Linked DNA regions of Homo sapiens: region 2 is linked to region 1. A link is an interaction called in ENCODE POLR2A ChIA-PET data of the cell type or tissue named here. Cell type or tissue: A673. All regions are shown on one strand. Each heading gives the region's core, and the rest is flanking DNA. Links, peaks and the distances in the headings are about the cores only.

Region 1 (8,582 bases), core at 448-8,447:
TATATATATTTTTTTTAGTAGAGACAAGGTTTCACCATGTTAGCCAGGATGGTCTCGATTTCCTGACCTCGTGGTCTGCCCGCCTTGGCCTCCCAAAGTGTTGGGATTACAGGCATGAGCCACCGTGCCGGCCCTATTTTTAATTTTTTGAGGAACCTCCATGCTGTTTTCTATACTGGCTGTACCAATTTACTTTCCCACCATCAGTGTACAAGGGTTCTGCTTTTTGCATATCCTTGCCAGCATTCAATCTTCCCTGTCTTTTTTATAATAGCCATTTACACTGCAGTGAGATGATATCTCATTATGGTTTTGATTTGCATTTTTCTGAGAATTAGTTACGTTGAGCATTTTCCTGTTGGCCATTTGTATGTCTCTTCTGTGAAATGTCTATTCAGATCTTTTATGCATTTTTAAAACATATTATTTTATCTATTTATTTATTTTAGCTGTTGAGTTGTTTGAGCTCCTTATTATATTCTGGTTATATTCTCCTTACATATCCCTTGTCAGATGGATAGCTTGTAAGTATTTTCTCCCATTCTCTGGGTTGTCTCTTTGTTGATGTTTTCTTCATTCTGCAGGAGGTTTTTAGCTTGATGTAACCTTATTTGTCTATTTTTGCTTTGGTTGCCTATGCTTTTGAGGTCTTATACAAGAAAATCTTTGTCTAGACCAATGTCCTGGAGTATTTCCCCAATGTTTTATTTTAGTAATTCTCAGTTTCAGGTCTTAGATTTGAGCCTTTAATCTATTTTTATTTGATTTTTGTATAATGAGAGATAGGGGTCTAGATTTCTTTTTTGATATGTAATTACCAGTTTTCCCGGCATCATTTATTGAAGAAACTGTCCTTTCCCCACTGTATGTTCTTAGCGCCTTTGTTAAAATGAATTGACTATAAATGCATGGCTTTATATCTGGGTTCTCTCTATTTCTCTTTTTTTAAGAGATGGGGTCTCACAATGTTGCTGATCTCAAACTCCAGGCTTCAAGTGGTGCTCCCACCTTGGCCTCCCAATGGCTTCTCTATTCTGTTCCATTGGTCTATGTGTCTGTTTTTATGCCAGTACCATGCTGATTTGGTTACTACAGCTTTGTAGTATGTTTTGAAGTCAGGTAGTGTAATGCCTCCAGCTTTGTTCTTTTTGCTCTGGATTGCTTTGGCTATTCAAGATTTGTGGTTCCATATAAACGTTAGAATTGTGTTTTTCTGTTTCTGTGAAGAATATCATTGGTATTTTTATAGGGATTATATTGAATCTGTCATTTGCTTTGGGTAGTGTTGTCACTTGAATAATATTAATTCTAATCCATGAGCATGGAATATCTTTCCATTCTTTGGTGTCCTCTTCAATTTATTTCATCAGTGTATTAATAGTTTTTCTTATATAGATCTTTCACTTCTCTGGTGAAATTGATTCCTAGGTATTTTACGTTCTTTGTAGCTATTGTAAATGAGATTGTTTTCTTGATTTCTTTTTTCAGATTGTTTGCTGTTGGCATATAGAAATGCTACTGATTTTTGTATGTTGATTTTGTATCCTGCAACTTACAATCATGTCCTTTGTGAACAAGGCTAATTTGACTTTTTCCTTTCCAGTTCGGATGCCCTTTATTTATTTCTCTTGCCTAATTTCTCTGTCCAGGACTTCCAATACTATGTTTAATAACAGTGGTGAAAGTGGGCATCCTTATCATGTTCCAGATCTTAGAGGAAAGGCTTTCAATTTTTCCCAGTTGAGTATGATGTTGATTGTGGGTTTCTCATGTATGGCCATTATTATTTTGAAGTATGTTCCTTCTATATCTAGTTTGTTGAGGATCTTTATCATAAAGAGATACTGAATTTTGTCAAATACTTTTTTCAGCATCTACTAAAATGATCACATGGTTTTTGTTCTTGGTTCTGTTAATGTCATATATCACATTTATAGATTTGTATATGTTGAACCATCCTTACATCCCTGAGAAGAATTCCACTTGATCATGGTGAATGATGTTTTTAATATGTTGGTGAATTCATTTTGCTAGTATTTGGTTAAGAATTTTTGCATCTACTGGACGGGCATGGTGGCTCATGCCTGTAATCCCAGCACTTTGGGAGGCCAAGTTGGGTGAATCACTTGAGATCAGGAGTTCAAGACCAGCTTGGCCAACATGGTGAAACCCCATCTCTACTAAAAATACAAAGAGATAGCCAGGGGTAGTGGCACATGCCTGTAATCCTAGTTACTCTGGAGGCTGAGGCTACCTTGAACCCAGGAGGCACAGGTTGTGGTGAGCTGAGATCACACTACTGCCGTCCAGCCTGGGCAACAGGGCTAGACTCTGTCTCAAAAAAAAAAAAAAAAGAATTTTTTCATCTATGTTCATCAGTGATATTGGCCTATAATTTTCTTGCCTGGTTTTATTATCAGGGTAATGCTGGCCTCAGAATGAGTTTGGAAGTATTCCGTGATCTTCAATTTTTTTTCAAGGCTTTAGGATAACTTTTTTTTTTTTTTTTTGAGTCAGAGTTTCACTCTCATTGCCCAGGCTGGAGTGCAGTGCCGCAATCTTGGCTCACTGCAACCTTGACTTCTGGGGCTTAGATCCTCCCACCTCAGCGACGTCCTGAGTAGCTAAGACTTCAGGCACACACCACCTTGCCTGGCTAGGTATTAGTTCTTCTTTAAATGTTTCATAGAAATCAGCAGTGAAACCATCTGGTCCTGGACTCTTCTTTAATGGGAGGCTTCTTATTATGGCTTTGATTTAGTTACTTGTTATTGATTGGTTGAGGTTTTCTGTCTCTTTATGGTTCAGTCTTGGTAGGTTTTATGTGCCTGAGAATTTATTCATTTCTTCTTGGTTTCTGATTTGTTGGTGCATAATTGTTCATAGTAGTCTCTAATGATTTTTTTTGTGTGTGTATTTCTGTGGTCTCAGTTTTTATGTTGCATTTCCATTTCTGGTTTTATTTGAGTCTTCCCTTTTCTTCCTAGTCTAGCTAAGGGTTTGTCAATTTTGCTTATCTTTTCAAAAATTCAAGTTTTTGTTTCATTGATCTTTTGTACTTTTTTTAGTCTCAATTTTATTTCTGCTCTTACCTTTATTATTTCTTTTCTTCTACTAATTTTGGGTTTCATTTGTTCTTGTTTTTCTAATCTCTTAAGGTACTTTATTAAGTTGTTTATTTGAAGTCTTTCTCCTTTTTTGATGTAGGTGTTTATTACTGCAAACTTCCCCTCTTACCATTGCTTTTGCTGTATCCCATAGATTTTGGTATGTTATATTTCCATATCCATTTGTTTCAAGAAATTTAAAATTTTCCTTCTTAATTTCTTCATTGACCTATCAGTTGTTGAGGAACATGTTATTTAATTTCCATGGGTTTGTGTAGTTTCCAGGGTTCTTATTGTTATTGATTTCTAGTTTATTTCATTGTGGTCAGAAAAAAATAGTTGATATGATTTCTAACTTTTTGAATGTGCTGGGACTTGATTTATATCCTAAGATATGGTCTATTCTAAAGAATGTTCTGTATACCAATGAAAAGAAAATGCATTCTGCAGCAGTTGGGTGAAATATTCTGTAAATGTGAGTTAGTCTTGTTTTGTCTAGTATACAATTTAACTCCAGTGTTCCTTTGCTGATTTTCTGTCTAGATGATCTGTCCATTACTGACAGTGGGAAGCTGAGGTCCCCTACTACTATTGTATTGCAGTCTATCTCTTGCTTTAGATATATTAATGTTTGCTTTATATTTTTGGGTGCTCTGGTGTTGAGTGCATAGATATTTATAATTGCCTTTATCATTATAAAAATGACCTTCTTTGTCTTTGACTTGTAGTCCGTTTTGTGTATTATAAGAATAGGTAATCCTACTATTTTTTGGTTTTCACTTGCATGGAATATCTTTTTCCATCTCTTTCATTCTGTGTGTGTCTTTATAGGTGATATCGGTTTCTTGTAGGCAGCATATAGCTGAGTCTTGTTTCTTTATCCATTCAGCTATATATATCTTTTAATTAGAGAATTAAGTTCATTTACATGCAGTGTTATCATTGATAAGTAAGGACTTACTACTGCCATTTTTCTGCTTGTTTTCTCATTGTTTGATAACTTCCTTCCTTCCTTCCTTCCTTCCTTCCTTCCTTCCTTCCTTCCTTCCTTCTTTCCTTCCGTCTTTCAGTCCTTCTTTTCTTTTTTCCATCTTCCTTTGTGGTTAAGTGATTTTCTCAGGTAATAGGTTTTAATTTGTTGCTTTTTATTTTTGGTGTATCTATTATAGGTTTTTGCACTGTGGTCATCACAAGGCTTGCAGAAACATCTTGTAGATATAACAAGTTATTTTTAAAGAGATGACAACTTAACTTAGATCACAGAAAGGAATAGAAACAATAAACTAAAAAAACCTCTGTGTTTTAACTCTATCTCCCCTACATATTGATTTTTTTGTTACCTCAATTTGGATATATTTATACTGCCTATTTTTTAGCAGGTTTCTGTATGTGTTTTCGTTTTTGATAGATTTGTCTTTTGGGCTTCATACTAGAGTTATGAGTGGATTGCACACCACAATTACAGTATTAGAGTATTCTGGGTATGTCTATATGCTTAATTTTACTAGTGGGTTTTATACCTTCAAATGTTTTCTATTTGCATGTTAGTGTTTGTTTTTCTTTCAAATTGAAGAAGCTCCTTTAGTATTTCTTGTAAGATGGATCTGGTGATGGTAAATTTTCTCAGCTTTTGTTTTTCTGGGAAAGCCTTTATTTCTCCTTCATAGTTGAGGGACAGCTTTGCTGGATACAGTATTCTTGGATGGAAATTTTTTTTCTTTTAGCACTTTGAAAATTTTGTTCCACTCCCTTCTGGCCTGTTTGGTTTCCATTGATAAGTCTGTTGCCAGATGAATTGGAGGTTCTTTATACGTTATTTTCTTCTTTTCTGTTGCTACTTTTAGGATCCTCTTTGTCCTTGGTCTTTGAGAATGTGATTATTACATGCCTTGGTGAAGTCTTATTTGGGTCAGATCTGTTTGTTGTTCTCTGACATTCCTGTACCTGGATGTTTATCTCTTTCTCAAGTTTTGGAAAGTTTTCTGTTATTTTTTTGAGTAAGCTTTTTACTCCTTGCTCTTGTTTAACTCCCTCTTGAACACCAGTGATTCTTAGACTTTGTCTTTTGAGGTAATTTCCTTTATCTTGTTGACAATCTTTGTTCCTTTTTATTCTTTTTTCTTCTCTGTGTATTTTCAAATTGCCTGTCTTTGAGCTCATTTATTCTTACTTCTGCTTGATTCATTCTCCTACTGACAGCCTCTAATGAGTTTTTCAGTTCCTCAAATACATTTCTCAGTTTGAAGATTTCTGTTTGTTTTTATTACTATTTCAATCTCTTCATGAAATTTCTCTGATACATTTTTGAGTTGCTTTTCTGTGTTATCTTGAAAATCACTGAGTTCCCTTAAAACTGCTATTTTGAATTCTTCTTCAGAGAGCTCACATATCACCATCTTGTTAGGGTTAGTCACTGGATCCTTGCTTCGTTTGTTCAGGGAAGTCATGGTTCCCTGTTTGCTGCTGTCACTTATGAATGTATGTGTATATGTTTGCATTGGAGAATTAGTTAGTTATTTCAGTTTTCTCTGTCTGGATTCTTTTGCTTTTCATTGGATATATTTGCTTAAGAGATTCATTGTAATTTACCTGTTGAATTTCTTTCTTTTCCCATTAGGTCACTGCCTCCTTTTCAGCATTAGATGGTGCCTTAAGCCCAGGTTTGTCTCCACTCTAATAAACAATTGGAGCACTGTCCATCCCAAATGGAAATGGTGCCAAAGGGGATAGCCTAGCAATGTGGGAAGGTGAATTAGGGGTTTGTGCTCAGGGGACCTGTGGGATGAACCTCCTACAGCATGGTGCTGCTAAGCAGACACTGCAATTTGGTATCTCTTTGGCCAACTTATAGAGCAAAGTTTCCAGAGTTGGGGATAGTAGTCCTGCCTCCTCACTTTGTCTCTGGCTGTCCCCAGGGATATTTCTTCCTTCAAGCACTCCCCATGCTTCCTGTGAGTTGAGGTAGGAACAGGTATCCTGCCAGGGAACTCAAGATGATGGGGAAGCTGCCCGTCACCTTGATTTTCCTTTTTCCAGTGTTAAACTGAGAGTTGGGGGAAATTTTCCACGTGCTTGGTGCTGGCAGATTGGGGAGAGGGATGTCTTGGCTGTGGATGTCCCCTTCTCTTACCATCTACTTGGAGCTTTTTTACTTCTCTGTGGCACTGAGAACTGTCTCATCCTCATATTCTAGTTTTGGGATATTTGTGGTGATAACCTTAGTGCTGTAAATTTGGTTTTTGTTTTCTGTGTGGGGAATGAAGCCAGCTTGCTTCCACGCCACCATTTTGGAACCAGAAACCTCATTGTATTACACCTTATAGTGCTCTGCTGAATTAAATTCAAATAGGAAGTTTGAACAAATTTACCTCCTCAGGAATTATCCTAAATCCCTGCTACTCAAAGTGTGGTCATTGTACCAGTAGCATTGAACTCACCTGGGAACTTGTTAGAAATGTGGAATCTCAGGCCCACCCCAGACGTACTGAATCAGAATCTGCATTTTAATAAGCTCTCCAGGAGACTGGTGTGTTCGAGAAGTACCATCCTGCAATATTCTGGTAGACTCATTTTGATAGGTGCTGCCTTTAGCTGTTTGTAGTGTTATATCTTTAATTCTGTAACATGACAGCTAATGGCTATATATTTTGGCAATTATTTTAATGCCACACAATAACCTTTTCCTGGATGAATGTTAATTTCTCTGAATTATTGATCATGCTTACTCTATCTCAGGATGCAAGCATTTGGGCTCGTTTTTCTAGTTCTAGTAGAGTAAAAGTTAGTATGCATTTCCCTCTCCACTTCTACCCTCTTATATTTCATTTTTTGCCACAAGCAAGATTCCTTTCCTCCTCAACTCTCCATCTTCATGGTTCTCAGGGATATGTAGGTCCTTAAGCACAGTCAGCATTTTGCTCAAGTGGAAAATGTTCATATATAGCTGGGGTAATGTGCCAACTGTGTGCATGTGTATCTGGTTTATACAGATGGAATCTCAGGTTCAAATGTTATAATCAAGCTATCTTGCAAGATAGTTTCTACACTCTTATTTTACAGTATGTGAACTTTCTTTTTGTTTTTTGCTGACAAATGTTGATTGCTTTATTTCAGTGGTCAGGATTGCTGTAGAGGTATGCATGATATGCCATTTGATTTTGTCCTCTAAGCCATAGTTAAGAAGACTTTGTATTGTGAGCTATCACATACATGAGTTTTGTGTATTTTCCCTACTTTTTAATGAACTTAATGTCAGCTGTTGATTCTGGCCAGATTTCACAGTGACATCCTGTTATGCCACAGGGCCACTTAAACAAGGAGGAGATCCATGTCAGCAAATTTCTAGCTAATTCAGGGATAGTCTTTCAAGTTACATATTGTTTAAGTTTTAACTCTTTAAAAAGTGGTCTTCATATAACATCACATACATTTTTAGCACCTTAGGTAGAAGTTGCTAAAAATGATTTTGTCTTTAAGGATAACTCTGATCACTGTATTGTGAAATGCGAGGCCATTGTACCATGGGGCATGATTTTCTCTGAGGCAGTGGCAGATGGGACTATTGGCAGTGGGACTATTTCTTGTTCCATCAAATGACCTCTGGCTGCTATATTTTTGAGTAGTCCACTTTGGTTTTACTCTGTTGTTCCAGGCTTGGTTGCTGTCCAGTCTCACAGTAGTGTACTTTGCTTCTGGTGTATTCTGTCTCCTGAGCCCTTCGCCCTTCTATTGGGGTGCTTCTAATTTGTTGTAAATTAAAAACCTGCTAGATAATCTTTTTTTTATTTATTATACTTTAAGTTCTAGGGTACATGTGCACAACGTGCAGGTTTGTTACATATGCATACATATGCAACTTGTGTATGCATACATATGCAACATGTGTATGCACACATATGCAACATGTGTATGCACACATATGCAACATGTGTATGCACACATATGCAACATGTGTATGCACACATATGCAACATGTGTATGCATACATATGCAACATGTGTATGCATACATATGCATACACATGTTGGTGTGCTGCACCCATTAACTCATCATTTATATTAGGTGTATCTCCTAATGCTATCCCTCCCCACTTCCCCCACCCCACAATAGGCCCCAGTGTGTGATGTTCCTCTTCCTGTGTCCATGTGTTCTCATTGTTCAATTCCCTCCCATGAGTGAGAACATGTGGTGTTTGGTTTTCTGTCCTTGTGATAGTTTGCTCAGAATGATGAAAACCTGCTGGATAATCTTGCTAGAATATATTATAATTAAGAATAGGCTCAGAGTGATGTCTTCAGAGGGTGAGCTAGGAATCATATAGGTACTTTTATGGTGCAAACTTGAATAAAATGTGTGAGCAGCCACAGCTGGTTTGGTTAATTTTGCCTTTGGGTTATTTCACTGTTCACTCACTATCTGCTATGTGCTAGGAACATATGGAATTGAAGTAAACATTCTTGTCGTTCCCATAATCTG
Region 2 (8,582 bases), core at 469-8,468, 340 kb before region 1:
TGGAGAAACTGAATAGCACAGGAAGCAAGCCTGGGGCCCCACCCCTGTCTGGCCCAGAAGCACTGCTCTCCTGAGTCTCTGTCCCTATCTGGAGCCCTGCCCTAGACTGACCTGGTAAGAAATATTCAGCTGAATTACAAGTGATTTTAGGGTTGTTATTGCCCAGGGCCCTTGGGAACAGTCTGGGGACACTTTATGAGACTGTCACAGGCAGAAAGATTTCCATTTCAGACCTCCCTATTCCTTTGTGAACTATTGAAGAAATCGGTACCTCTCCTTTCTTGAACCTCTGCATTTCAGGGGCTACATTGGGGCTGTTTTGTTTTAAGTGTTCTCAGAAGCTGCAGAGGAGTGAAGTGAGATCTGTGTCTTTGTGCCTTTTCGCCCCTGCACTGGGGAGGTTGGGACAGTCCCTCTCTGGGCAGGGAGGCAGAGTGGCTTTGCCTCATGTTCCAGCTTTGAATTCGCAGGCAGGAAGGTAGTATAAGCAGTCCATTCAATAATTAATAAGCCACTTAGGTCTGCTTCAAGTCCTTTATCTTACAGATAAAGGATGTGTTCAGGAACATTAATGGTTGATGAGAAAACATTATGCCAAATAAAATATGTTGGGTAATCTTGAAATTGTCATGATTTAGCTGGGTGAGTACTTCTTTCTTATATATCTAACTTAAGTCAATTCGAGAAAAGCCTATTGAGCACATAGAATGCCTACCTCATCCCCAGCACCACGGAAACATAGAATCTCAAGGTCAGCAGGGTCCTCAATCCCAAAATTGTATAAGCAGCCAGCCAGTCACGATTGGAATGCTTCCAGGGAAAGCACTTCATTGCATCCAGAGGCAGTTTACTCCATGTCCTGACAATCCCACTAGAGTTTTCTTTTTAGAGCTGATTTTCTTTTTAATCTTCACAGCTTCTTCCCTTAGTTCTAGTTATACTCCTGTATTGAGCAGCTTTTATAGGCCAGATGCAGTTTCAGGTGATTTTCATGCATTCAGTCATTTAACCCCACAGTCATCACATGAGGTGGGGTCTCCCATTTTACAGATCAGGCAACTGGCACAAAGAAATTAAGTGATTTGCTCAAGGTCAGTAACTACTGAGTGGCAAAGCACTCTGTCTCCATTAGTATACCTTCTTCTTTTCTTTTCTTTTTTTTTTTTTTTTTTGAGATTGTGTCTCACTCTGTCGCCCCGGCTGGAGTGCAGTGGTGTGATCTCAGCTCACTGTAGCCTCTGCCTCCCAGGTTCAAGTGATTCTTATGCCTCAGCCTCCTGAGTAGCTGGGATTACACATGCATGTCACCACACCTTGCTAATTTTTTAATTTTTAGTAGAGATGGGGTTTCACCATATTGGCCAAGCTGGTCTTGAACTTCTGGCCTCGAGAGATCTGCACTCCTCAGGCTCCCAAAGTGCTGAGATTACAGGTGTGAGCCATTGCACCCAGCCTCATAATATATCTTCTTAATCACTGTTTTGATTGTCTACTACTGAGTAACATACTACTCCAAAACTTAATGGCTTTAAATGGTAATCATTTTATTTGCTCACAATTCTGTGGATCAGATATTTTGTCAGGGCTAAGCTGGGCGAATCTTCTGCTCCACACAGCATCAACTGAGGTCTTTCATGGATTGCAGTATGATGGCCACTAGGACCAGGATGTCCAGGATGGTGTCACTCACACATCTGGCAAGGACAGTTGGGAGGTTCCATGTGGCTCACACCAAAGAACTAGCTTGGGCTTCTTTTCTTGACAGTTGGACCCCAAAAGCAAGCATTTTAATCAGAAAAGGTGAATACTGCATATCTGTACAGACCTAGCCTCAGATGTTATACACATTACATTCACATATTTATTCTGTCAGTCAAAATAAGTCACAGAGCCAGACCAGATTCAAGCAGAGGGTAATTAAGTTCTGCCTCTTTATTGGAGAACAAAAAAGAGCATGTCAGGTGGCATATATTATTGCATCCATGTGCAGAAACTCCAAGAACCAGAAAATTCAACACCATACTGCCCCTCTAGAAAACTAATTCATGCATACACAAAATGACATCTCTCTAGGTATTTGAAACTAGCTATCAAGTATCTCCAAGTCTCCTGCTCTTCAAGCTTCTTCTTTCTTCAAGTGTTTCTTATAAAATGTGGAATGGTACTGTCCCTCTCTTCTGATGTGTTGCAGAACTAAATGTCATACTCCAAGGTATGTCTGGCCTGGTGAGAACAGAAGGCCCATCATCTCCTGTCTTTAAATATGGAGATTGAATCAACAGGAATTCTTGACCAACATATAGAAATTCTGTTACTTGAAACTCTGATGCCCCCCCTACCCTGTAATTGTGCAATTGCTTTGAAAGACCAAAGTTAAATTATATTTTGTGAAATTTGGCCTAGCAGTCTTACTCATTGATTTCATCTTCCACTGCAGTCATGGTCCACTCAGCTTTCAGTCAAACCTGCATTTGACTCATGACTTCCCTCCTCCTTCCACAACTTCTTCAAAGTCATCGATAAAACTATTGGCCTGTTCAGATACAAGAAGGAGCTCTGAGGAACATCATGGAAAACCTCTCTCCATATTAAAATCCAGACACTGATCTGCAACCTGTGCAAACTGATAAGGCAGAGTTGTTCAGATAATTCTGGATCCACCAACTTGTCTGGGCACACATTTTTACTTCTTGACTCAGGAGCCAAAAGAACCATCACCAGCACTGTGCTCACCCATGATCTTGGCAGCAAAAGAAATTAGGTCAGTCTGGATGTGTCTTGGTTTGTTTTAGAGGCAGGGTCTCACTGTGTCACCCAGGCTGAAGTGCAATGGCAAGATCATGGTTCACTGCAGCCTTCAACTCCTGAAGTCAAGTGATCCTCCTGCCTCAGCTTCCCAGGTAGCAGGGACTATAGGCATGCAATACCATGCCTAGCTAATTTTTTAATTTGTGTTTTTGTACAGGCAGAGTCTCGCTATGTTGCCCAGGCTGACCTCAAACTCCTGGGCTCAAGTCATCCTCCTGCCTCAGCCTCCCAAAGTGTTGGGATTACAGAAGTGAGCCACTGTGTCTGGCCAGGATGTTCTTACTGAGGCCCTGCTGACGCTTGGCAATCACAACTTCCCTTCTCAAATAATTTCTTTAACACTCCATGCTGGAATCTCACCCCACCTCATGCCCTTTCTGCCTCAACACTGTTCACCTATTTGCAGCTTTCTGTTCTCCAGAGTCCTCACTGATGCAGGCACCAGATCAGTTGTAACAGCAGGATCTTAGAACCTGATCCTTTTATGAATCTGGGTCAGGAGACATGAAATCAGAGCAGCAAGGGCTGCCCACTCTTTAAGAAACATGGGCTTCTGCTCCCCTTCACTATTTATTTTACAATAAGCAAAAGAAAGCCTCAAGAGTCTACCTTCAAGCTGCTTACAGCATAGCTCAAGGAGGAGGTATACATGCTAATAGTCAGAATATGAAACAAAATAGAATCACTCACTGCCTGGGTGCAGGGAACATGAGACATTATAGGGTTTATAAGACACATTATTTACACTTGGGCAGGTCACAAAAGGCTTCATGGAGGCAGTGGCGTATGGAGTAGATTCTAAATAGCAGGTAGGTGATGGCGAGGATGCAGAGAAATGGCTCTCATACCGCTGCCTGTAGATCTGGAAATTCATAGACATTCTTCAAAATGACCAGGTATTAATTTAAAATGCTTGTGCCTTTCAACCTTGTGATTTCAAAGTTCAAGTAAATAATCTGAACATAAACTTATTCAAAGTGTTAGTTAAATGATATTGCTGTTTAATGGAACACAGAGCAACCACCAAGACTTTGTGAACATCAACCTGATGCCAGCTGAGGGACCAGAGGGGCCCTCCTTGTAGTCTCTCAGATGTCTGATTAATATGCCCTGATTCTCCCTTCCACAATTTATGAAATGCAAATCTTTCCCATTAACTTTGTAGATTACCAAGAGCTTCTTTTCAAGTGCTTTTTTCTGGCTATGCCCTGCCCAGGGCTGCTTTAATTCAGTTCCTATTTCCCTCGAGTATTTCTTGATTTGGGTGATTGGCCATGGTTGTGCGGCTCCTGGATGGGGCTGGGATTGCACAGTCCGGCTCTGTCTCTCACTCACTCTTGCTTCCTTTACTTCCTGGAGCAACTGACAAATGATTCCCCACACTTCTCCTCAGAGCTTTTTTTCTTTAAAAAGGCAAGTTTTCCCCTAAAAGGAATTCTCATATCAGTTGCTAATAATATACATTTCCCCTCGCATTATTGTATGAAGAATTTTTTCATGACATGGGAAAATGCTTATGATAACATTTCTCCCCACTCCCTTCGGAGCAAGGAAAAAGCAACACACAATCTTGAAACTACACCCAGGATAGTGTCAACCATGTAAAACAATATGCATCAAGGGAAATTTAATCAACAGTAGCAGTGGCCAGCTCTGGATTAGGACGCTGGGTGATTTGTATTCTTCTATATGAATCTGCTGTCTTTACCAAGTCTTCAAAGATAACGCATATTTGGAGCCCAGGTGCCTGGGAAAATGGAAATTTTACTGTTTGGAAAAATTTTAAAAAATCAAAAAGCAGGGAGCAGCCAGTGTGGGAAAGACAGCTGCGGTTTCCTTTTCCCTCCAGGCGCAGGCGGCGCACCTGCCAATGGGTGCTTCTGCCCTCCCTACCCTGCGCTGGTAACTACCACCTCAAAGTGGAAGCTGGACAGTTCAAACGTTTGTAAAAGGCAGATCTCGGTGTTCTGACTTCTCCTCGTCCTGTTGGTAGACTGCCTCCGTGACATGCTGGCAGGATTTCTATAAGGGCACAGAAGGCACAGGAGGGTGGGTGAGGACTCTGTGGCCTGCGAGTGCGCACCGGGTGCATGTGCTAGTTTTGGGCCGCCCTACAGATTCCTAACTCACCTTCAGCAACGACCTGCACCGTGAACCACACTTTCCAATACAGATGGTTCCCTTTTTGGCAGACTAGCAAAACTCGGGGGGCTACCCACAGAAAGTGCTCATCTTGCTACCTCTGTTCAACATTTAGCTTCTGACTAATCAATCCGAAACTATCACCCCACTGCAGCCTTTCTGCAGCTGACACAGGTGAATTCATGAAGACCGGGAAGGGCTCCTAATATTTCCATCTGAAGCGGGATCTCTGAAATTTCATAGACATGCGGTCACGCACACATCTTTCCAAGGTCTCAGAAGCACAACAGCTATTCACAGCTTCTCTGAGAACAGACAAGGGGCTTGCAGGTGGGTTGTACTTGAATAAGCTTCTTTCTTCCCTTCCTCCCTCCAACAACATGAAGCACCAGAATAACTCCCTGTTACTAATGTGCGAGAAGTTTCTTGTAGGTGGTCCATGCGACACTATTCTTTCATTGCAATTCCTTCCTTCCTTCCTTCCTTCCTTCCTTCCTTCCTTCCTTCCTTCCTCCCTCCCTCCCTCCCTCCTTTTCTTTCTTTCTTTTTTTTTTTTGGACAGAGTCTTGCTCTGTCGCCCAGGCTGGAGTGCAGTGACACAATCTCGGCTCACTGCAAGCTATGCGTCCTGGGTTCACACCATTCTCCTGCCTCAGCCTCCCGAGTAGCTGGGACTACAGGTGCCCACCATCACACCTGACTAATTTTTTTTTTTTTTGTATTTTGAGTAGAGATGGGGTTTCACCGTGTTAGCCAGGATAGTCTCGATCTCCTGACCTCGTGATCCGCCTGCCTCAGACTCCCAAAGTCCTGGGATTACAGGCGTGAGCCACCGCGCCCGGCCCCCTCTTTTCTTTCTATCTCTCTCTTTCTTTTTTTTCTTTTTTTTTTTTAACTGGGTCTTGCTCTGTTGCCCAGACTGGAGTGCAATGGTGCGATCTCGTCTCACTGCAACCTCCGCCTCCTGAGTTCAAGCGGTTCTCCTGCCTCAGCCTCCCGAGTAGCTGGGATTACAGGCACCTGCCACCACACCCAGTTAATTTTTGTATTTTTAGTAGAGACGGAGTTTTGCCATGTTGGCCATGCTGGTCTCAAACTCTTGACCTCAGGCGGTTGGCCTGCCTCGGCCTCCCAAAGTGCTGGGATTACACGTGTGAGCCATGGCGCCCGGCCTGTATGCTGACAATTTCTTCTCACACCTGTGAAAATGATGTTTGTCATTCTAACTAAACAGAATTTTTCTCATGCCCTTGTGAAGCATTGTATTCACATTGAGTACAAGCCTCTGGTCCTCTCACTTCGTACACAGATGGCTGGAGACAACAGGCACCCCAGTGCATGTTTCCCTGTCTCCCACTCTCTGCTCTCTGGCAGGAACGAAGCCCGAGGAAACCAGGCAAGAATTCTCTGTCCTTAAAGAGACAGGAAAGTTCTCCTGGAAGGAAAGGGCCATGGCTCCATTTAGACCTGCAGCCTGCCCTGCGGGGAAGTGGGGAGAAGGCAGGACCGGAGAGTGTGGAAGGGATTAGTGGCTAGGGTGGAAGAGAGTGTAAGAGAAAGAACTGGCTGTCTAGTAGATTCCAAACCAAAGCAGGACCCAGACTTGCAGGGATCCCCATCTCCTTTCTGATTCTTCCCACATGAACACGCTCCAGCTGGAACCCAGCTACCAGCAGCTTAGGTGGTTTGGGAAATACTTGAGCTTCTCCACCAGCATCCCTGACTTTTATACCCTCTAAATGTATAATGACATTGTGCATTTGGTGTACAAATACAGCATCGAAACAATTCTTCTAGTTATCTTTTCTTATGAGGTTAGGACTCTGAGCCTTTTCTCTACAGAAATTCTAGAAGGTTCTAAACATGGGCTGGTGAGAACTAGCTTACGTTTGAAGAATCTCACCTGGCTGCCATGTGGAGATTGGATCTAGGGGCAAGGTGGCATGGGGAGGCCAATTAGGAAGGTTCCTGGTGGTTTGGGCTAAGGTGGTAGCAACAGAGACAGCAAGAGGTGGTGGTGGTGATGTGTGTTAACAGACCACATTCTCAGACATCATCGTCAGTGACATTAAACATGATGTTAACATTAAACACGATGTTGATAGAGCCACTTATATAGTTGGATGTGACAGCTGTGATAACTACATCTGCATCTAGTCAATCATATTCAAAGTTATTTACTGAGCTCAGGAAAGCAAAATAAGACACAAGCCCTATCCTCAAGTAGCTTACAGAATCTAGGACAGAAATTTTGCCTATGACCAGGTGGAACAAGTGCCATTTGAAAGGCACAATTCAGTGGGATTCAGACCCTCCAAACGAGGACAATGACTCCTGACAGGGGTAACCAGGGGTGCTTCCCTGGTGTGGGTGAGAAAATGCGGAGAGGAGGCCTTCCTAACATAGCAGAGGCCTATGGGGCAGGACAGGAATGGCTGGGGATAGGGAAGCGTGCAGCGTCCTCAAAAGGTGTGAATGCTGATTCGAGCTGGAGGGTACGATTCACAAAGGAGTAGTTTTTGGGAGGGGAAGCTTGAAGATAGATTAAGATTAGTTTAAGGAAGGCTGTAAATGCTAAATTAAAGGGTTTATTCTGTGGGCAGAGGGAAATATTGAAGTTTTGGGGCAGGTGGGAGTTTATCATTGTCTGTAGGCAGGCAGATTACAGGGGGCAAACCGGGACATGAGCATGGAGTTCAGTCGCCCATCTGCTGCTAGACAGGAAGAAAGAGTAAATTCTAGAAACATTGTGGGCATAGAGCCACATTGTAATTACCTGGCTGAACGTGAAGGGTGAACAGAGGAGAGAAAAGAGAACTGAAGGATGCTGAAGTTTAATGACTAGGGGAGTTGGGAGTTGCTGTTCATTTCTCTCCGATTGAATTTCAGGTACATCTGGCACAGGAGGGTCAAGGTGGCCAGCACGCACATGGAGATGCACAGCTAACACTGGGGAAAACCAGACTGGAATAATTCTCTGAGCCTTCTCCTTACAGGCAGCAGTCAAAGCAATGGGAGTGAATGCAATTGATGAGAAAAAATAATGAAGAACCAGAGAGGAGGAAAGGAAAGGGGGTAAAGGAATCATCTTGTAGAAAACTCATAGCTAAGGGTCAAGAAGGAGAAGGTTAAGCAGGGGAGTGATCAAGAGGTTGGTTGATAGCTCTGCTCTGTAGACCTTTAATTTGTTTGGAACTTGGTGCCACCCTGCCATCGTAGCTGGCTTGCTAATGTTCCAAATAACCTCCAGCTTGCTTGTCTCTACTTTTCTGGACATTATGATGCCCAAGTAACAGAATACTGTTGCTGAGAAAGATCTTTTACAAAATCTCTGTTATACAATTAGAGCTTGTTCATTTTAGGTGTTTTTTTTTTTTTAAATCAGACCATAGTTCTGCATTATGAGTCTTTCAGATCTCTGTAAATAGCATTTGTCTTCCTGGCTGAGGATCTCAAAGACATTCAACAATATTTGAATCTTAGGCTGGAGGACATTTTCGTATTCTTCAGTCAGGAATAGCACACTTCCTTTCATGAATAGCAGCTTTTAGGGATTATATCATGAGGTACAAATAAAGAGGCCCTCACCTGGTAAATAATCCATCATGTATGCATTGTGTACAGAACACAAT

Evidence for each region. Peaks named below come from ENCODE experiments on the same cell type or tissue, not always from the same donor. Only the 100,000 strongest peaks of a DNase experiment are listed, where the experiment ranks them.
Region 2: POLR2A ChIA-PET joins it to region 1 with 15 read pairs; 2 of 35 experiments call an interaction of 5 or more read pairs at or near these places.

The regions. Positions count from the first base shown.
Region 1 is chr13:25,520,780-25,529,361 of GRCh38, forward strand. All of the region lies in intron 2 of ATP8A2 (ATPase phospholipid transporting 8A2), which reads left to right. Among named protein-coding and RNA genes, the nearest start is that of ATP8A2, 150 kb to the left of the region's middle. In A673, for the core only: no CTCF peak of the experiment used is centred there; no DNase peak of the experiment used is centred there.
Region 2 is chr13:25,181,420-25,190,001 of GRCh38, forward strand. It overlaps LINC01053 (long intergenic non-protein coding RNA 1053), which reads left to right. Exons shown (of 3, transcript NR_120427.1): 1 at 1-114; 2 at 5,105-5,280; 3 at 7,840-8,582. Among named protein-coding and RNA genes, the nearest start is that of LINC01053, 4.4 kb to the left of the region's middle. In A673, for the core only: no CTCF peak of the experiment used is centred there; a DNase peak (open chromatin) is centred at 5,322; H3K27ac peaks cover 3,127 bases.